Regions from separate parts of the Mus musculus genome. Here region 2 is linked to region 1. The links are chromatin loops, found by intact Hi-C in ENCODE. Cell type or tissue: heart. All regions are shown on one strand. Links, peaks and the distances in the headings refer to the core of each region. The heading gives the core; the rest is flanking DNA. Region 1 overlaps Ptpn22 (protein tyrosine phosphatase, non-receptor type 22 (lymphoid)). Region 2 holds the start of Bcl2l15 (BCLl2-like 15).

Region 1 (16,521 bases), core at 3,448-11,447:
GCTGGAAAGCCCTAGAATGCCATCGGCAGAATTTAATGGACCTATCTCTGGGAGTCTGAAAGGTAAAATTCAGAGAGAAATATGGGCAGCAAAGACCTCACTCAGAAGCTTCGGGGGCAAGTAAGGACGCTGTAGGAAACTCGAGGAGAAACCATGTGGTTTATATCCTGGCCACAGACATGTCTGCACTCTGCCTGTGCTCTGGATGCAGGCGTGATGGGCTAGTTTGTTAGCAGAGGAAATTCAAGAGAGAATAGTGCTGGGGTAGGGGCATGGCCACTGCTCTCTCTCACTCAGGTCTACAGTTTAGGTAAACAGTAAAGCAAAAAGAAACATGCAGTTCGGCAAGGGCAACGGTGTGGATAAGCTTAACATTATAGACCAGGCAGCTTTAAGAACTGCTGTAACTCTTACATAGAGTGGTGTCATTAAAAAGAAACTTGAAACTGAGAAGACAGCTTAGTTGGTAAAATACTTAGCCTGCATGCATGTGACTCTGGCTTTAACCCCCAGAACCCACATAAGAAAGCAAGTGTGGAGGTATGAGAATGAAGAGGCAGAGACAGGAGGATCCTTGAGGTGTCCTCAACAGCAAGTCATACCCACATTGGCATGCTGCAGTGACAGAACCTATCTCAAAAGGCAGGGTGGAAGCTATGTACATGGACACACACACACACACACACATGGAACTTGGGGATGTACATTGGGACAACAGGAAAAGCATCCTGAGAACAAGACCCCACCCATTAAAGGCTCCATCTTGTTAAAATGAAAGTTCACACCCACACACACAAAAAAAAAATCCTTCAAACTCATGTAAATGGAGGGAGCCTACTTTGAAAACTCAAGAAGTTCACCACCCAAAAGCTGGTGCCTAAAAAGGTGTGTTCCAGCCAGGCAGTGGTGGTGCATGCCTTTAATTCCAGCACTTGGGAGGCAGAGGCAGGTGGGTTTCTGAGTTTGAGGCCAGCCTGGTCTACATAGTGAGTTCCAGGACAGCCAGGGCTACACAGAGAAATCCTGTCTTGACCCCCCCCTCCAAAAACAAACAAACAAACAAACAAACAAACAAAAAAGGTGTGTTCCTAGGGTCACTGGAAGATATACAGAGATGGATGCAACTGTGGTCCAAAGAGGCCAGCCACCATTTCAAGGTGGCAATAGAATTTGGCAGCAATAGCCACGTGATCCTGGCTCTATAGGTATGAATAAAGTTTTGGGTTGTAGTTACAGAGAGCCACTAAGGCCAGACATTGTGTGTCAGATTCCATGTGAGCGGCCACTGTGTAAAGCTGTAGCAATAGAGCCTAACTTAAAGTGAAGCATGTCAGGACCATGAGAGGCCTGCTGAGAAAAGCTGCATGCAAAAGTAGATCTCACCCAAGAGCGGGAATGCATGTGCTGCAGGCAGCAGAGCTGGAGAGCAGGGGCTACCCAAGCCCTTTGGAGCCCGGACGATTCTACCATGAGCTGTAAATGCTGGCTATGGAGCTGCAGGATGCGGTGTTTCCCCTGCTGGGTTTCAGTCTTGATTCCACCCTATCTTTTCTTGTTATGTCCCCATTCCTCCATTTTGGAACAAGAATATTCTTTCCTGTTGTATATTTCACAGTGTATAATGTAAAAGTCTATATATTATAGCGGCCTAGAATTAAGAGTGCCTATGTCTCAACAAAGACTCTGAACTTACTATTATAAAGAGTATTAGAACTGTTAAAAGACCATGGGAACATTCTGGGGAGGGTATGGGTTTGATCAAGGAATTGGACCCTAAATGTGGGAACTTTGAAGTTAGACTTAATGTATTTTGCCTTATGAGATGGGCATGAGCCTATTGAGATAAGGAGGGGAAGGAATATGTCTTCAAAGTGATGTTTAGGTGTCCAGGTGACACGGGGTTGAACTGTGATAATTGGTCTTGACTGTCAACTTGATGGTATTTAGAGTCCCTGTGGAAAGGAATTGCTGGCATGCCTGTCAAAGAATGGTGAGCTAACTGAGGGATGCTGGGGGCCAGGAGTTACCTCACAAACCATGGACACTGATCTCAGGGAGCATACATACTGGTCAACCAGGGCCATGGTCCAGATTCGGGAACTGAACCATGACCCTGAGTTAAGATTCTACAAGGTTTTTAAGCCGAAAATCCACAAACATCTGTGCCAAGTTATTTCACCAATACAGATAGGGGATTTCCTTAGGAGCGTTTGTTGTACGTTTATCCTGTTTCCATTGGTTGGGGTATTCAATTGTGGCAGGGGACTTGCCTTGTCTAATATTCTTGTCCTAACTTGTCTACCAGGATGAGACTTGTCTAATATTCATGTCTTAACTTGCCTACCAGGATGTCAGCTACCCATGTACATGTCTCTTCCTGCCAAGTAGGATGTCAGTTTCCACAGAGATCTTGGGAACTTAAACTTTACTTGACCACTACTCAAAATGGAAGTCTTATTCCAAATAGTTTCTTATATTGGTGCAGGTGTCTCTTTTATGTTGGGGTCCATCCCAGGGGCAGCTTATACCATAAAAGTTTCCATACAGGTACAGGAAGTGCTGTTAGGTAGTTGGTTTGGCTCCAAGCTTATTGTGGGTAACTATATAACACAGTTCTATTTACTTTTAGCATGGTTGGTTTCCAAGGACACAGAACATAACAGAATATGTAATCAATCTTAGCATTAGAAAGTTCCTTGGTAACAGCAGAAACATATAAGAAAGTTTCCTGATAATGGTAAGCTAGCCAAGTAGCTGTTACCTAGGCCTTAACAGGGGGAAATACTCTAACTGTGGTATGCATTATTCCATGTGCTAGCGTTACAGATTGAAAAAAAAAAAAGGAAAGAGCTAGCTGAGTACATAGCTGAGCACCCCAGCTACCTTCCTCCGTTTCCTGACTGCAGATGCAACACAGGTAACCACGGTCTTTATGCCTCTGCTGCATTAGCTGTCACAATGGTCCACACCTGCCCTCAAAACACAAGCCGGGATTAACCTTTCCTTTCCTAAATTGCTTCTGACAATTATGTTTGTCACAGCAATGACATGCCCCAGAGCGTCAGGATTACAGGCATGCACCACTGGAGCCAGGCTCCATACTGTTTTAAATAAGGGCTGCATTAGGTTACAGCTCCACTAACAGTGTGCAGGGGTTGCCTTTTCTATAGATTCTCTCCTGCATTTATCTTTGTATTTTATTTATTATTATTGGAGGAGTGTGGTGTATGCCACTGCATGTATGTCGAGGTCAGCAAACAGCCTTGTGACTAACTTCTCCTTGTACGCTTGTGCTGCTTTGGGGGATCAGGCAGGAGGATCAGGCAAGTGCTTTCACATGTTGAGCCATTTTCTAGGCCCTATGCTTTTTCTTTTCATTTTATATGCATAGTTTATATGCATGTATGTGTGTGGATCATATGTGTATAGTGCCCACAGACAACAAAAGTGGGCATCAGCCCCCATGGAGCTGTAATTACAGATGTTTGTGAGCCACCATGCAGATGCTGGGAATTGAACCTGGGTTCTCTTGGAAGAGTAACCCGTGAGATTAACCCTGGAGTGTTACAGGACATTTGATCACACTTGTGAACCTGGAGATTGTGTTGTTAACTGGAAAAACCTATTTCAAATTGGGGTGTAGCTCAGCCTTAGCACACACCTTTAATCACAAAGTGAGTTTGTGTAAGAAAGCAACTGTGATTGAAAGTGATGTCTAATTGAGAGGCAGACAAAGGGACAGAGAAATAGTTAACAGAATAGAATATGCCCAACTCTTATGACAAGAGAGAGGATAGAGAGGCAATATAAGAGAGGGCAGTGCAGAGGGGGGTTGGGAAGGAGAGGGGGTAAGGAAGGGAGGAGAGGGCAGGGGAGGGGATGAGAGGAGAGGGAGGCAGTTTTACTGGGAGAGTTTTACAGAGACAGGTTGAAGAGAGAACAACCTAGACTCAGGTGAAGACAGAATGAGCCAGAGTTTATTCAGCAGTAAGCCTCGGGGGCTGAAAACATTCCAGGTCTGGATTAGATTGGATGAGGCCGGAAGCTTCCAGGACCAGGCCTAGGTTAGCAGACAGAGGCAGTAAACCTCAGAGATGGCAATCTAATTCACATGAATAAAAGGTAATTTACACCTCTCCAGCTCTGCGCTCTCCCCTCAAAGACAGTCTCTCTGTGTAGCTCTGATTGTCCTGGAACTCATTCTCTATGTGCGTGTGTTTGTGTGTGTATATGTGTATAGTATGAAATATTATATACATTGTATGTATATTGCTGTTAATTATTTTTGTTTTCCTTAAACATTTTGGTCACTATCCATAACACCCCATTTTAAAATTCAAGTTACTAAGACCAGGCATGGTGGTGCACGCCTTTGCTCCCAACACTCAGAAGGCAGAAGCAAGCAGATCCCTGAGTTCAAGGCCAGCCTGGTCTACAAAGCAAGCTCCAGGACAGCCAGAACTACACAGAGAAACCCTGTCTAGAAAACACACACACGCTAAAGAAAAAAGAAAAAAGAAAAAAGAAAATAAGATCTGAGTCTCTAAAGTAATGTTGAGCACAACTGTGCATGTCAGATGCATAAAACACAAAGATTTTCTAAGTTAAAGGCAAAGACTGTTGCCTTTGCTGTGTGAGGATACTTATTTAAAATAATTTCACTTGTCTATTCTACTTTTGTTTCCTTGTAGTTTTGTTGTTGTTGTTGTTGGGTTTTTGTTTGTTTTGTTTTAATGTCTTGTTCAAAAAAGTCCTCACCAATTCCAAAATCCTGAAGTGTTTCTTCTGGTCATTTCATAGTTTCAGGTCTTCTAATTAAATCTTTAGTAGATGTTGGGCTGTTTTTGCGACTGGTAAGAGGTAGGAGCCCACCTTTGTTATACATGTGGATACCAAATTTTCACAGAGTCATTTGTTGAAAATTCTATCCATTTCCAGGTGGTGGTGGCGCATGACTTTAATGCCAGCACTTGGGAGGCAGAGGCAGGCGAATTTCTGAGTTCGAGGCCAGCCAGCCTGGTCTACAGAGTGAGTTCCAGGACAGCCAGGACTACACAGAGAAACCCTGTCTCAAAAAAAAACAAAAAACAAAAAAGAAAGAAAGGAAGAAAGCAAGAAAGAAAGAAAGAAAAAGAGAAAAAGAAAAAGAAAGAAAGTCTTATCCATTCTCCCATGTATGTTCATAGCATCTTTATCAAAAGTCAGTTGACTATAGAAGCACATGTGGGTTTGCTTCTGAGATATTTCTTCTGTTCTTCTGTTTTGTGTGTCCCTTTTTACGTGTAGTTTTTATGTAGTGTAGTTTGCTGCTTTTTTGTTCATTTGTTTGTTTGGTTTGATTTGGTTTTTTTTTATACAATATTGTTTTAACTATTTGAATTTTAAAATATTCTATCTGAAATAATGTTTTTTTAAAGGACCTTGCCCTTACTTTGCCCATGACAGAACAAACATTGTTAGTTTGAGAAAACCAAAAATGAATCAAGATAGCAAAGCTATTACAAGCATCATGAATCTTCCTGAACTGAATTCCTAACAAGCCGTTCTTACAACACACGTCCTTAGGACTAAATGTCATCGAAAGTCAAGAGAAGTCTTTACCTGATTTGGGACTTCGGAGTTTCACATTCTAAATAGGAAAAAAGTGAAAGAGTAATATGTACAAACACAATACAAGCTTGAAGCAATAAATAACATTTTTAAAAATTAAGTGACAGCCATATTTCTTAATTCATAACTGTGCTGAACTATAAAAAGGAACCCTTAACTCTTACAGTGATCTTCATACTTTTATATCATATGGAAATTAGTTCTAAATTGATCTCCTTCTGAATTATTTATTTCATAATTTAGAACATTGCCATAAAATTTTATTTGGAGATAAGTTGTTGAAATTGTAATTCCTTTATGATACTGAAAAGGGCTAATTGTTCTTCACTATGTGAGTTAATAAAAAGACCATTATGTGTGTGCATACTATTAATAATAATTGTAACAACATTATGTTAACATTGTAATTTTCCAGCATTACAATTATAGGAGATATTTCTTTAATTTAGTACTGGGGAATAAAGCTAGAGTCTTACAGAGCTCGACAATTTGCTTAGCACTAAGCCACACCCACAGTCTTGTAGAAACTTCTAAATGACTGATTTTCTGTTCTCTGAAACCAATGTACATACTTATATAGTTGGTTCAAAGAATATATAGAAATGTAGAACAGATTATCAGGAGCACAGATTTTTCTTCTAGAATGAGGAAACATTATTCCAAGTGGTTTAAGTAATATGTGTATGTCATTAAAAGTTGTTGTTTGTGATTTCACTGCTAAGATGATGGGCCCATGAAGTGGCTACAGCGAATCATCATCTGCTTATGAAACAGTTGATTTGCTTTAACTGCCTTTTAGGCTCAAGGTTTTCTCTTTCACTGGGTTTTTCTGATTACTTCCAACCTAAAAAAGCTCCCATGTCCTTTTGGGTCTCTGTATCTTTCATGTATGTATCATTGATATATGGTCTTCCTAAAATAAACATAAAGATTCATATACACATCCTGTACTTCCAATGTAAGTTTCTCTTTTTTTTTTTGCAATATTTGCCTTTATTTTTTAAAAGAATTTATATTTTTCTTAAGAGTAAGAAATGTGCCTTGCACGTCTTTCCCATCCCCCACAGCCTCTACCATGTTGTTTTACGTTAGGGTCTACTTAATAATTATTGAATGGCAGCTGTCCAAATGAAGAGAAGGGTCTGGAGAGATAGCGCAGCAGTTAGAGCACTTGTTGCTCTGGCAGGAGACCTGGGTTCCGTTCCCAGCACTCACATGGTGGCTCACAACCATCCCCAAATCCAGTTCCAGAGGATCCCATGCCCTCTTTTGACTTCTGCAGGCACAGATACACATGTATACATACAAGCAAAACATTCTAACACCTAAAATAAAATAAATATGTCTAAACAATTAAGTGTGTAGAATAAAACTACAGTCAGTTGAATACAAATGAGTTGAGTCAGAAAAGGACAAACCTTGCTTGGTGTAAACCCTACAGAGTCATGGCTCTTCATTTCAGATGTCCCACTGCATTCTGGTGATGCTCCAAATGTTACCACCAGAGGTAAGGATTCGGTAACACGTGGTGAGGGCTCTCCTGCGAGAAAGCAGGTATGGCCAGTTCTTAGGAAGGAGGTTATATTTAAAGGAGGCAGATGGATGCGCAGCAGCAGCACATAGAACACTGAAGGGACCTGAGAAGGGACACACACTTCATACTTACTGACTGTACTCACCGGCTTCCTCAACCACAATAAAAGACTCGGGTGTCCGTTCAGGGAGTGGCGGGGGGATTTCATCATCTGTCCTCCGAGAAGGAGCTAACCAAGTAATAGAAATGTAATCGCAATGTTTTATAAGAATAAAGAAGATTCTTGCATTCTAATCTCATCCTAAGTATAAATTTAACAGATTTGCATTTGCTTACTCTAGGCAAAAGAATAAATTAGTCTGTAGGTAAATTTTTTTATTCTTTGAAATTCTTTGCTGGATGTAAAGATTTAAGTGTGCCCCCACATTCTGATGGAGTTGCTATTAGGGCGGTTTGGATTATCTTCTACATAACTCTTTCCTTTTGTTTTCCATTGAATTCACAATAGGACATTTTCATCAGCTAAACATTTATTTATGCAGGAGATATTTTTAAAAATCTTTTTTTTTTTTTTTTTTTTTTTTTTTGCTGGATAGTGCTGGCACATGCCTTTAATTCCAGCACTTGAGAAGCAAAGGCAGGTGGATTGGTTCTTTGAGTTTGAGGCCAGCCAGGTCTACAGAGTGAGTTCCAGAACAGTAAGGGCTACACAGAGAAACCCTGTCTTAAAAAAAAAAAAACAAAAACAAAAACAAAACTAAAAACAAAAGCAAAAGCAAAATATTCTTTCTTCAGTCCACCCAGAACCCAAAATATGAATGTTTGTTACAGAAACAGATATAGTTTATCAAGAAAGAGGGAGAAGCTTCTGGGATTGGAAGTGAACTAGAGCGCTAGGACAGGGTTTTCTGTCTAAGGATACTCAAAATGTGTGAACATTTTACATGCCATTATAAGAAACGGCCACCAGATGGCAGACATGTCAATTTTGCTACATTATGAAAATAACTTTGTTGTTATTTTTGATGCTCTAAGAAATTTAAAGTATTATGGCTATTTATAAAAAGAAAACATCAGATGGTGAAATGACTCAGTGGGTAAAGCCTGAAAACCTGAGTTCTGAAAACCCAGAATCACATGGTAGAACGAGAAACACCTCTCTCTCTCTCTCTCTCTCTCTCTCTCTGTACAAGTCACCTCTGACCTACACACACACACACACACACACACACACACACACACACACACACACCATATACACAGAGAGAAGGAAAGAGAGAAACTAATGCCAGCAGCTGGGAATCTGAAGCAGGACTGCTGTGAGTTGTAGATCAGCCTGACATCTATGAAATCCAGGCCAGCATGGGTAGTAAGACCTTATCTAAATCAAGAAAAGAGAGAAGAAAGAGACGTGTGCTGGGGCTCTAGCTCAGTTACAGAGCTCTTTCCTAGCTGGCTGGATTCAAGCCCTGTGACGTCAAAAAAAAAAAAAAAAAAAAAAAAAGGACAAAAGAAATGACATTTAATAATATAGAACAACAGTTTTCTATTTTTTCTAAGTAAATGCTCTCCACAGATTACCTCAAGATATGCCTAAGAGAATTAAACATGATCTTTGCTTCCTTCATCTTCAACATCAAACTATTAGGGCTGCAGATTCAACTTAAACACCTACCTGACATGCGTGAGGTACTAGGTTCAATCCACTTTACTAAAAAGAAAAGGCAAAGAAACACCCCATAATAACCTCTAATAGTAGGCTCACTATTACTTTCTGACTACTTAGTTAAAACAGTATATTTGCTATATAAAAAAAATTCTAGAATTTTAAGAGATAAATATAAATGTGTTAAAAGATTTTTTAAAAAAATGTCACACGATACTAAACATATTCTCATCGACTTAGACACTGCAAAAGCGCAGGAAATCAGGCCCTATCCTTTCCACTCCTACAGGAAAAGAATTCAATGCTTAGCAATGCATTCAACTCATTACAGATGCATAAGGGTATAACAAATATTACTGGGAGATCGTGCAGTGCTGTTGATCAGTTTGCCCTCTGTACTTGGGAAGCTGCTTCTGCATGCTAAAGGTAACTTATGGGCTTTTGGCAAACAAGTCTGGAATAAGAATTGGCCATGTATGAGGCCTTCCTGTTGGCACAGATGGGTCCCCAGACCTGACTGCCTCCACTACTGTTATCATCAATTTATTTAGTATATCACCAAAACACTCCCAGAACTTCTTCCTCTGCTGCTTCTTCTTCTTTTTTTTTTCTTTTCTTCAAGAAGAAAAAGAAGCAGAGGAAGAGAAGGGCTAGGGTGAGAAGAAACCAAATTATGTAATGGAAACCAGGCAAAGTCCAAAACAAACAAATTAAAAAACAAAAACAAACTTGCCTTCTACAGCTGTCTCTTGGTTTAACGGTGGGGAAAAGCTGGTCAGAGTGTTCATCACTAGGGAGTCGTGTGGGTTGCTATAAAAGAAGGAGGTTGTAGAAGAGGCTGGCAATAGAGCGCCAGGGGAAGTGGCTCCATCCTGTTTCTCAGGCAGATCAAAAGACATCTTCGAATCAGCACTATTCGGAGGGGATGATGAAAAATAAGGATCTTCCGCTAAAGATGTGTACAGATGCACTCTCAAAGCGCCGGGGCTGTGCCGGGGCACACACGACGCATCACAGGCACCAGGCAGTGAATAATTCAGCTCTTCTGAAGAAACATGGGCCACTCTTTGCACCTGCAGCTCCCTGAGACTGTAATGCTCATGCAGCTGAGATTCCAGGCATGAAAAACCGTCTCCCACGGCCAAGTCATTTGTTTTTCTCTGCTGAATCAGTTCAAAGGGAGTTGATTTGGTCCGTTTTACCGGCCCCTTTGAATTGTGATACCTGTCCGCTGTGTTTATGGGCAGAGCACTAGGACACGACCCAAACAACATGGAACCAAAATCCAGACTTTGATACTTCTGAAGGGGCTCTCCCACGACTGGAGAAGCCCTTGCCTGCCCGTTCCTGGTTATGACAGCCTTGTTGTTACACCCGCAGTTTAGCTCTAAACAGTTAAAAGAAGGGCTTGATTTAGCCGAGTGCAAAACCAACTCTTCCTCGGCATTCATCGTAGAAGTCCTAAGGCCAAGGGAAGACCCTCCAGTGCTCTCCGCTTCAGCCCCTTGTTTGCTATGCTGGTTTGTCGTTTTCACATCCCTCATGGCGCTGGAAAGCAAGGAGAGAATGATGACCATACCGAAAAGAGGTCTCTTCGAGTAGCATAGCAACTGGAGCGTGAGATTTCATCCTTTAAGCACAGTGAGTCAGTACTTAGCTAAGCAAAATTTACTCACTTTTTTGGTAAATCCAGAGGACAAGAGTCAGCTTCTACCGTGAGGCTTTGTTCAGGAATTGAGCATTGTGCTTGAATCTTCAAAAGAGATGTCAGAGGTTTTTGTTTGTATGTTTTGTCTTGTCTTGTTTTTCATGAAGCAATGTCAATGAAACATTTTAATAGTTGGAAGACTGGGAAGTAACACCTGTCCCCCACCCCCATATCCCCCACAAGGCACAGGGACCATCACGGAAAAGGGGACAGAAAGATCAGGGAGGACTGGGCTGAAACTGTATTCCGGACATGACAAGACTACTTCATTCAGGACATCAAGCAGTGCTCTTGCCTGTTCAAAACCAAGCCAGTCGACACAAACGTGGATGGGGGGTGGGCTCAATAATACACTCTCTTAACTGAGTTGCTATGGCAGTTGATGGCTTCTGGGGAAGGGAGAGTCAGGGTTTTATTAAGGGTGTAGCCCCTGGTAGGTCAACCTTACTCCAGTGGTTGGCCCCACACCCATAAGTATATTAGCAGCACAAACTAGAGTTGGTGGGTTGCTTTTTAAAGAATAGGACATGAAGTTAGGAAGGGGTAGAGAGATGGGCAGTAGTTCTGGGAAGAATTAGGGAGAAAAGTCAGGGTAAAATGATCAAAACATTTTTAATACATTCTTAAAGAATTAATAAAATGTAGTGTTAAGTATAAATCAATGTTTATTTAGCTTGCATGAGTTGATATAAACTAAATGACATATTTATTTTATAAAGAAAGATCCCAAATGAACAGCATAACTTTACATTTTAAGGAACTAGGTGCAGGGTGGAGGGGGGTGGACTAAAATCAATCTCAAACTTAGCAACAACCAGAAAATATTAATGATTAAAGCAGAGATAAGAGCTGGGCAGTGGTGGTGCACACCTTTGATCCCAGCACTTGGGAGGCAGAGGCAGGTAAATTTCTGAGTTGGAGGCCAGCCTGGGCTACACAGTGAGTTCCAGGACAGCCAGGGCTACACAGAGAAACCCTGTCTTGAAAAAAACCAAATAAATAAATAAAGCAGAGACAAATGAAGTAGAGAAAAGGAAAAATGGATAAGGTGAACAAAACTGATTAGACTTTAGCTACACTAAGGGAAAAAAATTCAAATTATAAATCAAAGGTAAAAATGTAGGAACTGGATAAGTAGTATTTTGGTAAGCACTTAAGCTCAATTCCCAGAATAGGCAAATAATAAACAAACAAACTTGGCAGGGTATAACACACCTGAAATCCCAGTACTAGAGAGCTGGAGACAGGACCCCTGGGGCTTCCTGGTAGCTAGCCTAGCATACTCAGTAACCTGAGGCCCAATGAGAGACTCTGTCTCAAAACAAGGTTTATGGCTTACTGAGGAGTGACACCTGAAGTTGACCTCTGACCTTCACAAGCCTACATGTGCTCACACACATTAACACACTCACACATCTACATATGCTCCTTCACACACAAGATGACAATGTGGAAATTACTAATGATCTGTTAAAATACTATAAACAACTGCATGGAATTACCACATATAGTACATACTAACAAATTGGATAACCTAGATAGAATGGTTCAGATCTTGGAGATACTTACCATATAAAAACTGGCTAAGGAGCAAATAATAAATCTAAGTAGAAATTAACTAGTAAGGCAATTGAATCAATAATGGAAACTAAAGAGTTCCTCCCCGGGTTCAATCCCCAGGACTGAGGTGGAAGGCAGATAGATAATTGTTGGCAAGCAACAGTTCAATGTTAGTAAGAATATAGGAAAACAGCACATGTATATACAGTTGGTGGAAGAATGAACTAGTATAGGTATTATGAAAAATCAAAGTGGTCCCTCAAAAAGTGAAAAACAGAACTACCATATAATTTTTCAGGATTTGTTTATTATAGGGAAGATGAAATTAATGGAGTGTGTTTATGTTTATTGTGGCATTATTCACACTGAACAAATTATGGAGTCAACCTAGGTATCCATCCATAGATGAGTAGATAGAGAAAATGTGGCATGTAGTCACAATGGAATATTATTACCCCCTTTAAAAAGAAGGAAATAATGGCCTGTGAGAGGGCCCGTGTTTAGACCCCCAGAAAGCTCATAAAAACTAAATATGATGGACCTATAACCCCAGTACTGAAGATGAGAACAGGTAGATATATCCAGGGGAGAGAGGGCTTGCTGGCTAGCCAGTCTAATAAAAAATAAAGAGTTGTAATTTCAGTGAGACACTCGTCTCAGAAACATAAGGTGGGAAAGCAATTGAGGAAGACATCTGATGTTAACCTCTAGCCCCTATGTGTATCTGCAGTGGTGAGCACACATGCACAAGTGCAGACTTATTACACATATACACATACACAGTGCTAGGTGCAGTCACACACACACACACACACACACACACACACACACACATGCACAGTGCCCAGCATGGTAATATAGGCTTATAATTTCAGCTTAGGAGGCTCAGTTCAAGGCCAGTCTGGACAACTTAACAAAACCCTGTCTCAAAACTTAGAGGTTGAAAAACAGAGCTTGTGATACATCTCAGTGCTAAAGCAGTTATCTGGCACTCACTCCCAGGCTCTATGTTCGATTCAGAGTATCATTCAAAAGTGATATTTTGTTACTCTTGACAACTTAGATGAACCTGGAGGACATTGCTCTGCGTTAAATAAGCTAAACACACAAAGGCAGAGTAGAGTGCTAGTGATCAGGGAGTAAGACAGAAATTTTGAGACAGTGTTGATCAACAGACACGAAATTTCAGCTAGATAAAAGGATTAAATTCAGGAGTTTTACTATAGAATACAATGACCACAGATAATAATGATGTATTATGTATTAATAAACTATATAGAATATAGATCTTAAGTTATAAGTAAATAAAATAATGAATAGGTTAATCATCTTGGTTTAGTCAGTCCACATGTATACATACCTTAAAACATCATAATGTGCTATATATATTGGTTTTACAGACAGGGTCTTTCTGAGTAGCCCTGACTGTCCTGGCACTCACTCTGTAGACCAGGCTGGCATTGAACTCACAAAATATTAAAATTGGCTTTGTTTTGATTTTTGTTCTTAGAGGCAGGGTCTGACATTCCAATTCAGCTGTGACTATACATAAATCTGGCAAATAATCTGAGAGCCTTTAACCAAAAACATATGGGTAAAAAAAAAAATATATATATATATATACACACACACATATATACACACACATATACATATAATTTAAACATTACCTCTCTTCCAAGGTGATTATCAGAGATAACATCCATGTGCCTCTTAAACAGCTCTAACACAGCACTGTAGACCAGTTCGTACTGTTCCTGGAGAGTATCACAAGCCAGCAGGCAAATGAAGAAAATCAGAACATCAGGTGAGTTACAGAAGCTTATTTCAAAGTGGAAACATCCATCACTAACAACATCCATCTATCACTAAACCCAGGAACGGTGGCTTATGTGTGTGGCCTATGGCGGATGTGTCCATACTGTTAGGCTATGAGGAACACTTATTCTACATCAACTGTGGCTAACACACAAGGATTTTATGGCATGCTTCTTTCCTATGCGAACTCTACTTTTTAACTTATCTTTAACCTCTCTGTTTTCTTTGCTAGCATTTTTTATTGTGTATGTTATCCTAGGTGCATTTTTTTGTAAGTCACCTCTATTTAGGAAAAAATTATCAAGTAGCGGTTAGTATATGAATTGATAGCTTCAATATGTATTCTCTAACTTGGCCTTCACAATTGCTCGATGAAGTAGGAAGGCTATTATACCTGCTTACATTTAGTTTGTCCAAGGCCATTCAGAAGTACTTCCTGGCATGTGGCTTAAAAAACAGAATTGTCTGACTTAGTTTAGTGTATTCAGATCAAGTTTCTGAAACTGTGTAGCAGCAAAGATACAAAAGAAAGGTAAACCACTGGATAAAGGTTGGAAATGAGCGGCTATAGTGATTCAATGCAGAGAAGTGGGACGCCTACTCTTACCATGTGCTACAAGGCTTATGGCTTTTTTACGTCACTTTGGCCTTTCCTTTTCCTAAAGCACTTCCTCAGAAACTTTACAACCCTACTTAAATAAAGCACATTTCAAAGATATTTTTAGCAAGAGAACAATGCAGCGTCTATATCACCCAGCGGAGTGTTGGAATGCTATTATTATTTTTTTAAAGACAGAAAAAGTAGCCAACCACTGTCATTTGCTCCCAGAATTCCAGCACTCAGGAAGCTAAGGCAGGAGGATTGCTGCAACTTCAAGGCCAGCCTAGTCCTCAGTGGTGAATTCTAAGCCAGATGGGGGTACGAAAGTCAGACCTCGTCAGAGAGAGAAAGAGAGGGGGAGACAGAGAGAGACAGAGAGAAACAGAGACAAAGTCTATGAATGAGAATGGGACTCAAACAGGAAGCACCATCTGGCTAGACTGCCATTTTGCAGTGTTGGAATAATCAGCTACAACCATTAGGTTCGTTTAACTAGTCATTAACAATGCTAGATATGAAAGTTTCTCCAGTTACTTTTGAATTCCTAAAACTAGGCCAGAGAGAGATGGGATTTTCTGAAACGGAGTATTGCCTGTAAATTTAATGTTGAAGTCCTATAACAAGGCTGGGTGCTTATTGCCGTGTCTGTGTATTTATAAACTCTGCCTTCCTTCCAAGCCAGCTAAGGCTTCCACTTCACATAAACTTTCCCCTCATAGGTTGAATATAGAAAACACCTACAGACAGCATATGAAAAATTATTTTTTCCATAACCTATTCATGGAAAACCTGTGTGGGCCAAACAGATGCTTTTGTATTAACAGCTCTTCAGTTTCCCCTTCATTCACAACTTGAACATTAAAACATCTAAACTGCCACTGTGAACTGCTTTATCTCTAAAGTTATATGCAAATTCCTTTATAAGGGACTTGAAGCACTTCAGGATCTCCCTACTTAGTATAACTCCTAGAAAAAAATACACAAAATGCCTTGCACATAATAAATATCAATGAAAGACTGAGTGAACGAGTGACTAAATTAAGTTCCATCTTAAAGATGTATAAATGTATACATTTGAGGGAAATTACTGATGTATAAATATGTATGAAACTAAGACTATAGCCAATGAGAGATTTGGGCTTAGAAGAAAAAGGAAGAATATTCCTAGTGCAGTCAACCTGCGTGGTCAATCTAGGGTGGGTTCAAAGTGGTATGACATAATGCCGGCTCGTTGTAGTTCTGGTTTTAGAGCGTGCCTGTAGACAAGGGAACTGCAGGGAAATGGTAGCAGTAGTGACCTCCATATGAGGCATATGCTTGTCCTGACTTCAGTTTTCATTGCTTCCTAACAGAAATTAAATCACCTCTTGAAGTAGAAATGACGGATCCCTGATTTTCTCTGGCTTCAGAGAAGGATTTGTAACTACAAATTTTCCAGTTACCTTACGATATTAGCTAGTTCTTTTTAATGAGTCAAATTCATTGGATTTTTTTTGTTGTTGTTCAATTTCCTTTGTAAGCAAGAAAAAGTATTATAGATGGTAAACTGTGAGGAATGAAAATAATCTGACCCAGGCCAAGGGCTACAGGAAACACTGGGATACTCAGAGAAAAATGCACAGTAGAGTGGCCTTGCTCACGTGTACTCTGCGGCTTTCGAAGGTCCCACCATAAACACAGACACCCAGCAAGGCTCAGACACTCATTGTCATCCACTCACCACAGTCCGTACCTGAGTTTGAACTAGCGAAGGCCTCTGTGTTCGCATCTCCTGAATCAAATTAAAAACACTGAAGTTCTTAGGAATTATCTGTCAAACCAAAGAGAAAAAATTTTTTTATCTTTTTGCTAACAAATCATGCCGCTTTCTCCTAGTCTTGTGCTCCTAGGATACCCACTCTTCTCATATAGAATAACACCAAGAAAAAATGTGTCCCCCTCTCTCCTTCCCTCCATGTATGTCTTTCTTTCTGACAGCAGTTCACATAGACCAAGCTAGCGTTAAACTTGGATGACTTTCAATT
Region 2 (16,521 bases), core at 3,981-11,980, 58 kb after region 1:
GAATTGAAAACAGAATGTTTTAATTGTCAGAAATCAATCGCCCACCCAATCTGTCAGAGGACGTGATGCTCAGTCTGGGTTAGAATAATCCTCTTCTTCAGCTCTCCAGGTTTTCCTAGGAAGACAGCGAGGATCCTAATCAAAAGGACGGTCCTTAGGAACTGTCTGAGAATCCAGAGAACTGTCTAAGATACCTTCAGGAACTGCCATTACAAATTATTAAGATACAGGTTTCGTATTTACCTTCTCTTTTCTTTCTCTCTTTCTTCCTTTCTTTCTCTCTCTCTCTCTCTCTCTCTCTCTCTCTCTTTCTTTCTTTCAGATTTATTTATTTATTTAATGTATATGAGTATATTGTAGCTGTGCAGATGGTTGTGAGCCTTCATGTGGTTGTTAGGAATTGAATTGTTTTAGGAACTCTGCTCACTCAGTCCCTTGCTTGCTCCAACCCAAAGATTTATTTATTATTATACATAGCTGACTGCAGATGCACCAGAAGAGGGCATCAGATCTCATTATGGATGGTTGTAAGCCATTGCTGGGAATTGAACTCAGGACCTTTGGAAGAACAGTCTTACCCTCTGAGCCATCTCGCCAGCTCTAGTGTTTACTTTCTAATGAGATCAAGAAAGAATGTGAATTTTGGTGGGTGGAAAAGTGTAGAGATCTTAGAGGAGCTGGAGGAAGAAAAACCAGAATTTGAAATCAGAATATAATGTATGAAAAAAAATCTACTTTCAATAACAAAAATAAATATTTATAAAAGAAAAAAGTGCTGGCAGTGATGGTGCACGCCTTTAATCCCAGCACTCAGGAGGCAGAGGCAGGCGGATTTCTGAGTTCGAGACCAGCCTGGTCTACAGAGTGAGTTCCAGGACAGCCAGGGATATAAAGAGAAACCCTGTCTCAAAACAAAACAAAAAACCCAGAAAAGACATAGATAGATAGATAGACAGACAGACAGACAGATTGATAAAGGCTTAGCATGCTGCCTACAGTCAACTCTACAATAGATGAGATAAACTAGTTTTTTCTATTGAAAAACAATTGTTTTTAATACAATGTATTTTGAACATGTTTTCTCCTTCCCCAATTCCTCCCAGATCCTTTCCATCCCTACCGACTGACCCAGCTTTATCTTCTTTATCTGTCTCTGTCTTTGTCTCTCTCTTTAAAAAACAAAAACCAAGTACACTCTCTCCTTCACACACACACACACACACACACACACACACACACACACACACATACATGCACACACACCCCACACAAAAACACAACAATAGAAGCCAAAATATCTGAGTAAAAGACCAGTCAGAGAAAAAAATGCCTAAAGAAACAAAATGAGACTTATACTCTATAAAAATACTATTGAGTTTGTTTTGTATTGCCCATCTACTCCTGGGCATGGGGACTACCTTCAAGTGTGATTCTCAGTGAGACTCCATTGGAAAAAAATAAATTTTACTTTGCCAGCAGGTACCAATTCCAATTAGCTTCTTGGTTAGGGGTTGGAGCCTGTGTCCACTTTCCTGTCTCAGTGCTGGGATTACACTTGCCTTGAACCCATGCACGTGGTCACAGTCACTGTGAATTCATATGTGCATCAGTCCTGTTGTGTCTGAAAGACTCTGTTTCACAAACTGTTTTCTTTTTTTGTTAGGTAATAATAAGGTTATTCTGGAGGCTAGGAAATGGCTTACCAGAAGCACAAGCATGAAGATATGAGTTCAAATCCCCAGAGCACATATAAAGCTGGATGTGGTAGTGGACATCTCTAATCCCAGTGCTCCTACATCAGCATGGGAGGCAGAGACACTATTCCCAGGAGCTCATGGGCCAGCAAGCCTCATATGCAGTGGAACTACAAAGAGACTCTGTATCAAACATAGTGAGAAGCTAGGACTGACATCCAAGGTTGTTCTCTGGCCTCCACATATAAGCTGTGGCAGGCACATGCCTGAACTCAAAAGCATATGCATGTATATATCACAGACCACACACATGCACACACGTGTCCACTCCCGTGCCCGCGTCCACACACACACATACACACACACACGATTACTCTAAATGTCCTCAATACATATTAAAGATGTCAAGAAATAAAGATTCAGAAATTCACCAGGAAGCAGATAAAGTCAGGCTGAGATTAGAACTGTACCACAACACACTTATAGCTGATTATGTAGATATGGTAGAGATTATTTTATGGCCAGCAGTCAACACTTCAGGCAGCAGTCTAATCCTCACAGGCTGAGCTTCTATTTCCTTTTTCCATAGCAATTTACTAAAACGTTCATAATTAAGAGTCCTACTTATTAAAGCCAGAAGAGCACAAATGCCTAGCAAAGCATGGGACTTAACAGATGCTTACCCATCCTCCCTGGCCCTGGATAAACTCGCGGATGGCTGTGTTCCCGTTGATCATGCCCGTCACGTAGTTAGCCACCTGTCTTGCCACGTTTGGAGCCTTACGGACCACATATTCAAGAAGTTTTACTGATACTGCCAAAAAGGCTCGTTCAAAAACTAAAGTAGGATCCTGAGTGCACCAGGTTCTGCTGAGAGACTGTACTGTGTCGTTGAGTACAGTACTTCCTGCCTGAGGAGGGAGACAGGCTCTGTTAGTTATGACTCAAACAGTACCAGAGGCTGCAAGTCTCAGACGTGCTCAGAGGTGGCAAATGGACCACTGGCAGCATGGGGTGATATTAGAGGGCAGATGGACAAATCTCATCTTAATATTCTGTTATTTTGATATGAGAAAAACATTAAATCACCTACAGAGTTCATACTTTCAGGTATTATTGGCTAGGGGGAACTACTTATTTTGAAAGAAAGCTATTAAGCACATGGCAGCGAGCAAGTCAGGCTTATGAAGGGATTGCTCCATGATTAGGAAATGCATAACAAAGTCTTATGTTAAATAACAATAAAACGTCTTTTCTTCTTTTTCCCCTCTCAAATAAACTGGTACAACAGCTGTTAGATGGGGTCAAGGTGGATCTTTGAGGCATAAAGGGGCCCAGTCCTGTCAGAGCAGAAGGTTAAGTCCTAAAACTTACTTAATGTGTGTGTGTCTGTGCATGCGCACGCATGCCATAGTGCGTATGTGTTAGTCAGAGGACAGCTTACAGGAGGTAATTCTTTCCTTTCACATGTGTATCCTGAGGGCTGAACTCAAGCTCACAGCAGTCAGCAGTCTACTCACTGGCCCTCGAGTTTTTAAGTATTAAAACTGAAAGAAACCACAGTTCCCTGGAGAATAACTGATTCCCAGCTAGTGTAAGGTCTTCTGCTAGAAAGTGAGCAAATTGGAAACATGACAAACAGACACAGTTCTTTCAACAAGACAGGACAAACTCAAGTTTGTTCATGGATATTAAAGATTTCCCATAATCTTCAAATGTCAAGGCCATAAAATATAAGAAAAGACTAAGGGACCAATACAGACCAAAGGAGACTAGGATACCTAACTAAATGCCACCCATGAAACTGGCCTAGGTATTTTTGGCTTTGGGTATAATATAAATTATATTGTTGGGATAAGTGACAAAAATTGAGTGAACAGTAAGGATTCAGTACTACTGTGTCACTGTTCATTTCTTACTTGAAGGAAATATAAAAGCATTGCAGAGTAAGGAACTGTCCTGTTAACTATTCTCAAATGTCTGGAGAAGTTCTCTATACCATATTTCCAACTTGAGTTTGAAATTGTTTCAAATGTCTTTCTCCATCCAGGGTTGTTGGTTTGTTATTGTGTTGGGGTTGTTGTTGTTGTTGTTGTCCAAAATATAGAAGAAAAAAGTAGACCCAACTCTTAGCCACTTATGGCAGCCTCAAGGCCAGTAGCTAGAAGTAAGCTTCTGTCTGAATGTGAGGCAGACACATCCGCTAAACTGTCCACTGGGAAGAATAAAGTGTGCTTGTAAGTAAGTCTGGGCTCAAAACCTAGCTTCAACATTTTTTGTTGTTGTTGTTGCTGTTGTTGTTAAGATTTATTTATTGTATGTGAGTACACTGTAGCTGTAGTCAGTCGCACTAGAAGAGGGTGTCAGATCTCATTACGGATGGTTGTGAGCCACCATGTGGATGCTTGGGATTTGAACTCAGGACCTTCAGAAGAGCAGTCAGTGCTCTTAACCGCTGAGCCATCTCTCCAGTCCTATCTTCAACATTTATAGAGTATGTTTCTTACTTGTTTCCTTATGACTTTATTTCTTTTATGTTCTTAAATGGTATGGAATCAGGAAGTACACCCTGCAGGCCTACTGTGTGTAAGGCACGATTCAAAATTAGTGAATACTGCTGGGAAGAGAGCAGGCTTGATATTTGCGTATGGTCTCATATGCTGATTCAGAGATTCTAGGAGTAGCAGTTTCTATAATGATTTACACACAAGTATAATGATTAAACAATGAAATAATGGCAAGTAATAAGTACTTGCTGCTGTTGATATAATCAGCAACATCTGCTGGAAGATGGTTTTATTATCTTCAGGCTAATACAAAGTCCAAGTGCTATTGCCAGTAATCAGAGTTCTGATGAGAAGCCAGCAAGCTCCTTTAAGAGGTTAACTCTAATTGCATCAGATTTCTAAACTATGCAATATTTCTGAATCTTACTGCTAGACCCTGGGATAAGGGGAAGAGCCCACTCCCAACAAAATTAAGCACTAAAAATATGAATAATGGAATAAAGATACTAGCCACACTAGCCTGGTGACCCGAGTTCAATCTCTTAAACCTACACAAAGGTGGAAAGGGAGAATTCCACAATATTGTCCTCTGGCTTCCACAGACATGCAGTGGCACATGTGTCCCCCTCCCCACATCATACAGTAATAGTAATAATTAATAATAACAAATATACATAAAAGATTATTTTCAAAGAATAGTTAACTATGAACATGATCTATGCACACAAAGGGCAGCTCTGATAAAGATGAGTTCCTTCTATAGTACTGGGTTTTTATTAATGTCTGAAGAATTAGCAATCACATTTCCCTCTATAGCTTCTTGAACAAACATATACCTCCAAATCCTCACAGAATATTTCTATTTTTAGTATACAGAAACAGGGAAGGAAGGAAGGAAGGAAGGAGGGAGGAAATTAAAGCTTGAAATAGAATAGAACAGCAAACAACATTAAAAAGCAAAAATCTGACCTGTCCTCCAATGGTTACCGCAATGATATTATTGGCAGAAGCTTCCAGCTCTCCATTGAACTGATCACCCAGTATTCGAAGGCGGCCAACAATGATAGCCACATCAAAAGAGTAATCCTCTCCTAAGACAGGGAAAACATGTTCACCATGTTGAAGGAACGGAAAGTCTCCTGAATCCCAGCAAAACAGAAATGTTCTATAGTTGGTCCCCCCCCACCCCCCACCCCACCCCCCACCCCCGAGAGAGAGGGTTTCTCTAGGTACCCCTTGCTGTCTACTCACTCTGTAGACCAGGCTAGCCTCTGCTACTTTTGCAATTCTTTTAAACAGTTTTGTCATTGTCTATTCTCAGTAGTAGCAGTCATATAATCTTCTCTATTGAGAAGATCCTTTATTTCAAATGTTGCTAAAAGTTTAGGACTCGCTTTTTAAAGCTTGAGAGGAACTAGAGGAAGCAGACTCTGGTTCTATTACCCACCTGTAATCACCACCTCAGATTAGGAGCCTTACCTGAGCATGGTTCATCTGCACCCGATAGGTTCCGGTTAGCAGCGTGGGATAGTGGGGTCCTGAAGTCTTTGAGTAGAGAATTCACGATGCATTCTGTTTGCTCCTCAAAAGTCCGAGGGTTTTTCATTTTAGACATTCTCCACAAAGCTTAGCAGGAAGTTAGAGAACCTGGCAAACCAGTTGTGGCTGCCTACCTCTTATTGCTTCCTAATTGGATATGTCCTAAAATAGTTCCCATTAACTTTCCAAATGAAACTGCTCAAAGGGGATGACAAAGACTTTGCAGTTCCTTATCTCAGAACCACACCCTTGCCAGTATGTAAGAGTAATGGATAGCTCTTACAGATAAACTATCTATAGCTGAAATAAACTGAAGAGGTAAGTTGAGCAATTGTAATGAATTGAAGAAGGTTCTCTTGAGTAATTTAAGAAATACTTCCTGCTAGGTTCTGTAACTGATGTAATTTCAAGGGAGGTGAGATACCAGAGGTCAACTTCTGACTTGGGCATCCCTTTGGCACAATTAGACAAATTATTTACTGAACATTTGTATGTAGAAGACTATACTTGGCACTATAGACAACACAGAAAATGACACAGGCATGGCTCCTTGTGAAGTGTACATTTCAGCAGAAATGGCAGCTACTGACAAATCACAGAGCTTCTTGTGCCCTTGAGATACGGTGGATGAGGAGAGGACAAAAGCCAATAGGCTGGGGAAGCTGCCTTACAGTAGTGACATCTGAGGCTAGGGATTTATTAGGCAAAACTAACATAAAATAAAATAAGTAAAGGACTAAGACTCGTGGAAGGCTGGCAAAGATAAAGGCCAGGACAGTGGAGGAAAAACCCTGGTTGGGCATTTGAGTAATTAAAGTAACAAGATATTTCAAAGGGAAATTATACAAATTAAGATAACACTATCTGAAATGATCTGACAATGTCTGGTATGTGGCAAATGGTAAATATCCTTTGTTTAGCTCAAAGCTTAGTAATCAGGAAACCGTGATTCATTCTTTAACAAGAAGTTTGTCCTGAAGTATTAAACTTCATTATTGTTTTTAGGAGAACTCAGGCTTGAACACTCGCCTGCAGTGGCTGCCTGATCTACAGAGTGAGTTCCAGAACAGCCAGGGCTGCACAGAGAAACCCTGTCTCAAAAACACAGAAAATAAGATTTGAAAATATTTCTCTTTTGCCCAGATTCCCATTCCTTCAAGCACAGCGGTGCCCTATTCTCAAATCTGGGCTTGGCTTCATTAATAAGGCAGCCTCTAGCTGGAGAGACTTTGTGGTCTGGGTCTCAGATACATCATTCTAACCTACCAGCAAACCTAACACCCACATTTCTCTTTTCCAGTAAAATAAACAGCTTCAATTGTAACAGTAAGAAATTCAAGCATCAACAGTAGGTCAGTTATTCAGAATGGGATTTCTATCCTGCAACATAGTCAGAAGCAATATTCTATTTTCTGCCCATTCTAAATGAATGAATGAATGAACAAAAGAACAAATATAGACAGACAGATAGACGGATGCCACACCCACTCGAGTGAAGTCTGCGTGACAGGCCTGAAGGCTTGGACGCCTGAAGGCTTGGACGCCGTCCTGAGGCAAAGAGTTTCACGGAAACTCAGGCTCCTGGAACCTTGGCAGGAATGCTCCAAACCTGTCCCTGCATTAGTCAGTGAATGGGTCTGTGTATGTTCTTTCAGTATTTTATTATAGGTGCCTCCAAGAAATGATTTTACTAAAACCTAAATCAGGTTGAACTCTACTGTCTGGCCTTCACCAATGTCCTAGGCAGTCCTTTAGCTGACCCTGGGCTTGGAATTTTTTAAGAATGATATTCATCCAGAGGAAATGCCCCAGTGCTGACAGTCAGTAATCAGGCATCTCAGTTTGCCAGATCAGAGCTAGTATTCTCAGGGCTAGTTCAAAATAGTAAACTTAGAATTCTCATTGCAGACATGAATGGCAGCCTACATTACATAATAGTAGAAGGGTTGTGGTTTTAGGAGGAACTGAAGTATTGTATTATTCATGAAAGGGTTAGTAGGACGGAATTCCCCTGCTGCATATTTTTCACTAGGCCCAGAGGAATATGTTATTCCTCTGGTATTAGGTATTTACTAAGGGACCCCTGGTGGTGGGTTTAACAATAGACTAGCATTGCATCAGACCATTCATCTGATCTTAGATAGGGCTGTTCCTATCTCAGATACATTGCCTGGCTCCCACCATCTTTTTATGTATGCATTTTCTTTGTTTTGTGTAAAGAACCATTATACATCTCGATGTACCTTGGCTGTTGTATCACTTAGCTTTCTTGTTTTTCTTCTGTATTCTAAGTCTGGTGCTCGATTTGAGAAATTCCATTCAGATACAACACTCCCTTTTGTTCGAGTCTGTTTGTCACCTCTTCGTCGACTCCTGCCCACCTGTACGGGGACTCTGATTCTCCCTCGGAGTGAGGAGCCAACTGAGGTCAGTCCACGGCAGATAGGTAGATAGATTAAAAACAAACAAACAAACAAACAAAACAACACCCTTTAGAATGGCCAAGATCCAGAATGGAGCACCACCTAATGCTGCAGAGGGTGTAAAGTGACAGGACTCTCATTACTCTTTGTGGGAGTGTGAAATAGTACAGACACTTTGAGAGAGTTTGTCAGTTTCTTTATGAAAAAACAACAACAACAACAACAAAAAACAACAACAAAAGAAAGCTATAGTATTTGTATTACCATACAATACAGAAGTTGCATTCCCTGGCTTTAATCTAAAATGAAAAATTATGTACAAACAAAAACTTGTTTGTGGATGTTTATGAAAGCTTTGCTTATTTTTGAGGTAGGTTCTCATGTAGCCTGGGCTGGCCTCTAAGATACTATGTAACCAACAATTACCTTACTCTTTTATCCTACCTTCTCTACTTCCCCAAATGCCAGAATTGTGTCTACCACCATCTCTGGTTTATTGGTGGGAAGCCACCCAGAATTTCACACAGACTATGCAACTGAGTTACACTCCCATCCATGTTGATGGAAGTTTCAGTGGAAGGATGGATAAATCAGCCTCAATACATCCAGACAATGATTCAGCCTTAAAATGATGAGCAGATTAGTCACGAAAAGAAAGGAGGAATTTAGCTGGGCAGTGGTGGTGCACGCCTTTAATCCCAGCACTTGGGAGGCAGAGACAGGCGGATTTCTGTAGCCTGGTCTACAGAGTGAGTTCTAGGACAGCCAAGGCTACACAGAAAAACCTTGTCTTGAAAAGCCAAAAAAAGGAAGGAAGGAAGAAAGGAAGGAAGGAGGGAGGGAGGGAGGGAGGGAGGGAGGGAGGGAGGGAAGAAAGAAAGAAAGAAAGAAAGAAAGAAAGAAAGAAAGAAAGAAAGAAAGAAAGAAAGAAAGAAAGAAAGAAAGAAAGAAAGAAAAACGAACTTTAAGTAACTGGACTTTCCCTACATAACTGAAGAGTAAGTTCAGCTATTTCAGCTATTGTAACAAGTGTTCCACTCTGGACCGGGATGTTAACAATGCACCTGGTATTCTCAACATCCCACACTGGGTTAGGCCCTCCCACACCAATCATTAATCAAGAAAACAACTCACAGACATGCCCACTGGCATCTGATGGAGGTAATTCCTCTGTTGAAGTTTCCTCATCGCAAATGACTCTAGTTTGTGTCAGGTTGACAAAACCTACCCAGGACAGTGAGTTACCACTAAGTTATTTCCATACCTTTAACATCAGACAATCCCTCACGGTTTCAGTATTTGAATCAGTGAACGTTGGCTTTGAAATGTGGAGAATAGATATGAAAGTTACCAGCACACTGTGGGTCTAAGTTTCTGACTAAGAAAAACTAACTCACTGAACTTTTTTCTTGTGTTAAGTGTATTAATAAATTAGTATACAAAGTTGACTAAAAGAACTTTGTTCTGAGTCCTTTACTTAACAGAGAGAGGAAGTGGGGAGAGGGAGAGAAAGAGCAACAGTAAAGCACACATACACCCTTAGGGGAAACTCTAGGACAGAATTCCCTTCACAGTAAAGCCAGCCATTAAAAATGGGAGGATTTTTTTTTTTAATTTTCTTCATTTACATTTCAAATGCTATCTCAAAAGTCCCCTATACCCGCCTCCCCCCACCGCCCTGCTCCCCTACCCACTCACTCCCACTTCTTGGCCCTGGCGTTCCCCTGTATTGGGGCATATAAAGTTTGCAAGACCAAGGGGCCTCTCTTCCTAATGATAGCTGACTAGGCCATCTTCTGCTACATATGCAGCTAGAGACACGAGCTCTGGAGTACTGGTTAGTTCATATTGTTGTTCCACCTATAGGACTGCAGATCCCCCCAGCTCCTTGGGTACTTTCTCTAGCTCCTCCATTGGGGACCCTGTGTTCCATCCTATAGCTGACTGCGAGCATCCACTTCTGTATTTGCCAGGCACTGGCATAGCCTCACAAGAGACAGCTATATCAGGGTCCTTGCATCAAAATCTTGCTGGCATTTTCAATAGTGTCTGCTTTTGGTGGCTGATTATGGGATGGACCCCCGGGTGGGGCAGTCTCTGGATGGTCCATCCTTTCGTCTTAGCTCTAAACTTTGTCTTTGTTACTCCTTCCATGGGTATTTTATTCCCTACTCTAGGGAGGAATGAAGTATTCACGAGTTGGTCTTCCTTCTTGATTTTCTTGTGTTTTGCAAATTGTATCTTGGGTATTCTAGGTTTCTGGGCTAATATCCACTTATCAGTGAGTGCATATCAAGTTCTTCTTTTGTGATTGGGTTACCTCACTCAAGATGATATCCTCCAGATATATCCATTTGCCTAAGAATTTCATATATTCATTGTTTTTAATAGCTGAGTACTCCATTGTGTAAATGTACCACATTCTCTGTATCCATTCCTCTGTTGAGGGACATCTGGGTTCTTTCCAGCTTCTGCCTATTATAAATAAGGCTGATATGAACATAGTGGAGTATGTGTCCTTATTACCAGTTGGAACATCTTCTGGGTATATGCTCAGGAGAGGTAAAATGTGAGGATTCTATTGGATACATTTATGACACACTCCCAAAAAGGTACTAAGTACAAAACTGGGGGCTGGAGAGGTAGCTCAATAGTTAAAAGCACTTGATGCTCTTGAGGAGGCTACACTTTCAGGTCCCACCACCCACTTGGTGACTTACAGTCCAGCCCTAGGTGATCTGATGCCCTCTTCTGGTTTCTGCAGGTACCAAGCACATATGCATTGCACATATATAAACCCAAGCAGAACATTCATAGCCATTAAATAAAAATAAATCTGTCTTTAAAAGAAAAAAATGTGTTAAAACAAAACAAGTTCACACATTAGAAATGGCAGAATCATTTTTTTGTTTTTGTTTTTTTGGGTTTTTTTGAGACAGATTTTTTTTTCTGTGTAGGCCTTGCTGTCCTGGAACTCCCTCTGCAGAGAACTTGGCCTTGAATTCTTTAGTGCTGGGATAAAGGCATGTGCTGGGTTAGAATAAAAATTTTAAATTAGGTCTGTGTTTGGACAGATGGCTTAGCAGTTAGGAGTGTTTTTTCTTGCTCTTGTAGAGGACTCAGTGTCAGTTCCCAGCACTCACACGGCAGCTAACAAGCATCTATAACTCCAGCTTCAGAGGATTAGACAGCCTCTGCTGACCTCCATGGGTCCTGTGTAAACATGGTGCACACCATACACAAGAGTTAATCTTTTTATTATTTTTATGTATATGAGTATTTTGCCTGCATGTGTGGCTGCAGCATGTGCATGTCCAGTGCCTGAGGAGGCCAGAGGATGAGGATGCCAGATCTTCTGGAACTGGAATTAATAAATTAATAAATCTTCCAAAATAAAAGTAGCAGAATAGAAATTTGAGGGGCCAGAGAAATGGCTCAGTGGTTAAGAGCACTGGCTGCTATTCCAGAGGTCCTGGGTTCAATTCCCAGCACTGCACGGCAGTTTACAGCTGTCTGTAACTCATATTTCAGGGGATCCAACACCCTCACACAGACATATATACAGGCAAAAAAAAAAAACCCATAAGTTAAAAAAATTGAAATCAGGTTTGTCTAGAGAGATGACTCAGACAAGTACCTGCTGCATAGCCATGAGAGCCTGAGTCTGGATCCCTAGCACAGATATAAACTGCTGGGTGTGGCATGCACCTGTCATCCCAGCCCCGGAGAAGCAGAAACAAAGGTGATCACTGTGGCTTGCTGGCCAGTCAGTTTGGATGAATCAGTAAGCTCTAGGTTCTGTGAGAGACTGGTTTAAAACAATAAGATGGAGAACAATTGAGGTAGACATCTAATATTGACTACTGACCTACACATTATGCACAAATATGCATATGCACTTGCACACACAGTAATTAATAAAAATTAAAGTCTGTCTTACCTCAGACACAAGCTTTTCTCACAATAGTAAACCAACCAAGTACCTTTCCACTTCACTGCTGATATACTTATGGGTAAATGCTATCTTTGGAATATAATCTCAGCTTCTTTGGATTATCTTGTATAAGTGATATTGTAAAACAATACAGAGAGTATAGGGCCTCGGGGATATTGTGGAATATGCATTCCACATGCCTTATTTACTCCATTGGCCCTTTAATGCAAACCATCCCTTCCCCCAAGCCTGTTTCCCTTCATCCTTGCAGCCCTAATTCCATCCTCCCATTTCCCACTGGAAAACAAGGAGGCCTTAACGCTTCCACTGATACTTGGTTCTTCTTTTGTTTTCTTCTGCCACTCTAACCGTAACGACTGACATCAGTCTCCTCAAAGCCTATCCCTTTACAGTAGTGGTTCTCAATCTTCCTAATGTTGCAAACCTTTAATACAGTTCCTCATGTTGCAGACCCCCAACCATAAAATTATTTCATTGCTTCTTCATAACTCTAATTTTGCTACTGTTATGAGTCATAATGTAAATATCTGTGTTTTCCAAAGGTCTTAGGTGACCCCTGTGAAAAGATCATTTGACTACCAAGGAGGCTGTGAGCCACAGGTTGAGAACCACTGCACTGTAGCATCCTGGCCCAAAGCCTATGTTCTTTCATCTCTAACACCAAGTGTATATGGGTGAATCCTCAGGTGCAGGTTCTTTCAATATAGAAACCTCTAACTAAGAAAATAAGTCATATTTCCTCTCTCTCCCACACACCTAGCTGAGAAAAAAGTAATTAGAACCCCCATCCAGACAGAGGAACAGAGAGATATTTGATATCACTGGTTCATAGCAATAAATTATGGTCAATTAACATACAAATGTTTGCCTCTGTAATGTTTTTCAGGCGTTCTCATTTACATGAGTTAAGTAATGCTTCTCCATCAACTAAAGCTAAAATTGGGCCATTGTTCTTAGAAGATAGTATCAGGTGCCCTCAGGATTTAAAAAGATAAGCAAGCAGCTATTGGTAATATATCATTAAGCCACATACTCATAGACGCTAAACAGAGCGCCTAAGGTGAAGAATATTAGGAATAAGTTCATGCTTATTAATAAGACATGAACGTTGGTCATGATGCTATATATCAAGATCTTGTTTCCAAAAACCAAGATAAATAAATAATAAAAGTGCATCTTCCAAAAGCAATTTCCAAGGGTGAGGAAGATGGCTCAGAGGTTAAGAGCACTTTGTTCTCTGCAGAGGACCTGGGTTTGATTCCCAACACAAGTTGGGATCAGCGTAGTAACATTATGGGTGAGCCATGCTTATTTTCTTAGGTTGATATTTCAGTTTCAGTTTTTAATTTTTGTTTGTTTGTTTGTTTTTGTTTTTCGAGACAGGGTTTCTCTGTATAGCTCTGGCTGTCCTGGAACTCACTTTATAGACCAGGCTGGCCTCGAACTCAGAAATACGCCTGCCTCTGCCTCCTGAGAGCTGGGATTAAAGGCGTGCGTCACCACGCCCGGTTTTAATTTTTTTTAAGTCAACCAATTTGCTGAATCTTCATACCTGCATCCTACATCTTCAGATACTCTAAACTGACAGAACTGTACTTTTAGAAGTTTCTTCGGCACCTACATAGACAATTCGTACTTTAAATGAATAAAATACAGAGAAAAGTCATTCTCCTACTTTTTTTTTAAAGCTCTTCTACTTCCTTTGGCAATTCCAGGAGATATATAATCTAAATGAGCGGTCTCTCAAATAGGGGCCCCGTTGCCCAATCAGGTAATTCTTCAACTGTGATTTTCCTTTTCCAGGTACATCAAGTTGACAACCAAGATTAGCTACCATTTCTCCCAAAAGTCTATATTGCCACTTTTAAGAAATCCTGGGGCTGGAGAAATGGCTCAGCAGTTAAGAGCACTGACTGCTGTTCCAGAGGACATGAGTTCAATTCCCATCTGTAATGGGGTCCAATGCCCTCTTCTGGTGTGTCTGAAGACAGCTACACTGTACTCATATAAATAAAAATAAAATAAATAAGTCTTTAAAAAAAAGAAAAGAAAAAGAAATCCTGGCCCACCAGGAGTGATGGCATACACCTTTATTCCTAGCACTCTGAAGGCAGAGGCAGATGGTGTATCTCTGAGTTCCAGGCCAGCCTGGTCTACATAGTGACTTTGAGGGAAGCCAGAGCTACATAGTAAACTGTCTCAAAAAATAACCAAAACAAAAGAAAAAGAAAAAGAAATTCCTGGCCTAGGTGGAATTCCATTACTTTCTGAATAGTTAATAGAATATAATAAAACATACTTCAAACATCAAACACAGAATATGACTAGTCTAGGGACCAGCAAGATGGTCCAGTGAGTAAAGCTGTTTGCTGCCAAGCCTGATGTTCAATTCTTGTTACCCACAGAGTGGAAGGCAAGAATTGACTTCCATAAGTTGTCTTAAATTTTATAAACACATACCCTGGCACTCATACACACCCATACATATATGCACAAAATAAATATTTTTAAGAAGACCTAATTCTTCTAATTACTTTTTAATTATTAATTACTAGTACCAATTACTACTAATTCTAATTCAGTCTAGTTACTTATAGCTATTCATTCAATAATATTTACTAAGAAATATTATGGTGAATATATTATAGAGACATAAGGAAAAGAAGACCTTCATACCTTCACTGCCCTTTCTGATGGCAAGGCTGGAAAGATGGCTGAGTGGTTAAAGGCAATTACTACCAATGCTCAAGACACACAGAACCCATCAGAAAATTGTCCTCTGACCTCCACACAGTACCATGCCATGGTCCATGTGCATGTACATACACATACACGCACACCCCTAATGTAGTAAGAAATTACAAACAACTGTGATGACAAAGCAATGCTTCCCTTCATTCTGCCTGACAAATCACTTATAAAGCCAATTCTGAAGCTAATGTGTCAGCCTTATGCTCTGAACATCTGTCTATGTCTCCATCCCGAGCCACGTGGGATTAACTGATGTTTCATTTTCCCCTTTCTGGATCGTTTGGTCTCCTGGCTTGCTGTCTTTCTGTTGCATTATAGCATTAGTGGTATCACTGCATAAAACACAGCCAAGCATAAATAAAATAAGAACTGAGCACAAGCAATAAGAAACCACGGCAGTAAAACTGCTAGAAGTATGCCTAGCAGCTTTGTTTTCTTACACTTGTTATATTTGAGGGAGAGGGGTGTGCACACACTTGACATGGCACATGAGTGGAGGTTAGACAATGGCCGTTGGGAGCCAGTTCTCTCCTGAGGATTGATTTCAGGTTGTCAGGCTTGTTATAGCTGCTTTACCCACGAAGCCATCATGCCAGATCATTTAAAAACAACTTTGCATGCAGTGGAACATACTTTGTGAACACCCGTGGCATACATGTGGCTGAGTATCAGAGAATAACATGTGGAAGTTGGTTCTCTCCTTCAATATGGGTCAGTGATATCCAACTCAGGTTTGCAAGCTCGGCAGCAAGCACCTTACCTGCTAAGTCAGGCCCCTTTTTTTCTTGACAGTGTCCTATGTATCCTAAATTGGCCTCAAATATCTTATTGTAGCTGATACTGACCTTGAACTTCTAACCACCCTACTTCCACCTCCTCCCGAGCACTAAGATTACAGGCATGTACCACTATACTCCATTTTATGTTGTGGTGTAAATTGAACCCAGGGCCTGTGCATGCTGATCAAGTCACTACCAACTGAGTCACATCTTCAGCCTCTGCATGGCAGCTTTGACAGCTTGAATAAAGATCCCGAATGAAGGCAGTGAGTCTCACAGGAAAACACCCTAAAAGAGCTCACAACGAAGAAAAGCACCCCGTGTTGAGGCATGAGAGTGAGGAACTCTTGTAGCCAAGAGACAGATGTTAAGGCCTGGGTACGAAAGAGCACTCAGAGAACTGCAACAGGCCAGTTATTAGTTTTCTTCTTTGGTCCACCACTTTGTCAGAATAAAGTGCTTCAGGGGTGTGAGCCATGACACTGAAAAGGTACTTTAGATGATACACAGGGACTTTTGTATTCTAACCTAAAAAGCATGCCTGGAAATGCAAAAATAGTTTGTTCAAGAAAAAGACTCAAAGTCTTTTTCTCACAGTCAACTATTGGATGGAGCACAGGGCCCCTAATGAAGGAGCTGGAGAAAGTACCCAAGGAGCTGAAGGGGTCTGCAACCCTATAGGAGGAACAATAAGAACTAACCCGTAACCCCCCACCCCCGCCCGAGCTGTGTCTCTAGCTGCACATGTAGCAGAAAATGGCCTAGTCGGCCATCAATGGGAGGAGAAGCCGTTGGTATTGCGAAGATCATATGCCCCAGTACAGGGGAATGCCAGGGCCAGGAAACAGGAGTGGGTGGGCTGGGAAGCAGGGC

What was found. A loop is a pair of places that touch in the nucleus more often than their neighbours do. Peaks named below come from ENCODE experiments on the same cell type or tissue, not always from the same donor. Only the 100,000 strongest peaks of a DNase experiment are listed, where the experiment ranks them.
Region 2: a loop joins it to region 1, with 3.0 times the contacts of the local background. A loop is called at or near these places in 10 of 42 quality-filtered maps.

What each region holds. Positions count from the first base shown.
Region 1 is chr3:103,879,364-103,895,884 of GRCm38, reverse strand. Ptpn22 (protein tyrosine phosphatase, non-receptor type 22 (lymphoid)) reads right to left here. Exons shown (of 21, transcript NM_008979.2): 10 at 16,230-16,307; 11 at 13,749-13,835; 12 at 10,487-10,563; 13 at 9,544-10,358; 14 at 7,290-7,373; 15 at 7,029-7,150; 16 at 5,602-5,629. Among named protein-coding and RNA genes, the nearest start is that of Rsbn1, 26 kb to the left of the region's middle. In heart, for the core only: a CTCF peak has its summit at 8,111 (motif pointing right); no DNase peak of the experiment used is centred there.
Region 2 is chr3:103,822,127-103,838,647 of GRCm38, reverse strand. Bcl2l15 (BCLl2-like 15) reads right to left here and starts at 5,952. Exons shown (of 4, transcript NM_001142959.1): 1 at 5,681-5,952; 2 at 5,171-5,292; 3 at 2,378-2,605; 4 at 1-115. The coding sequence starts at 5,816. The coding sequence ends at 98. In heart, for the core only: CTCF peaks have their summits at 7,794 and 10,925 (motif pointing left); no DNase peak of the experiment used is centred there; H3K27ac peaks cover 390 bases.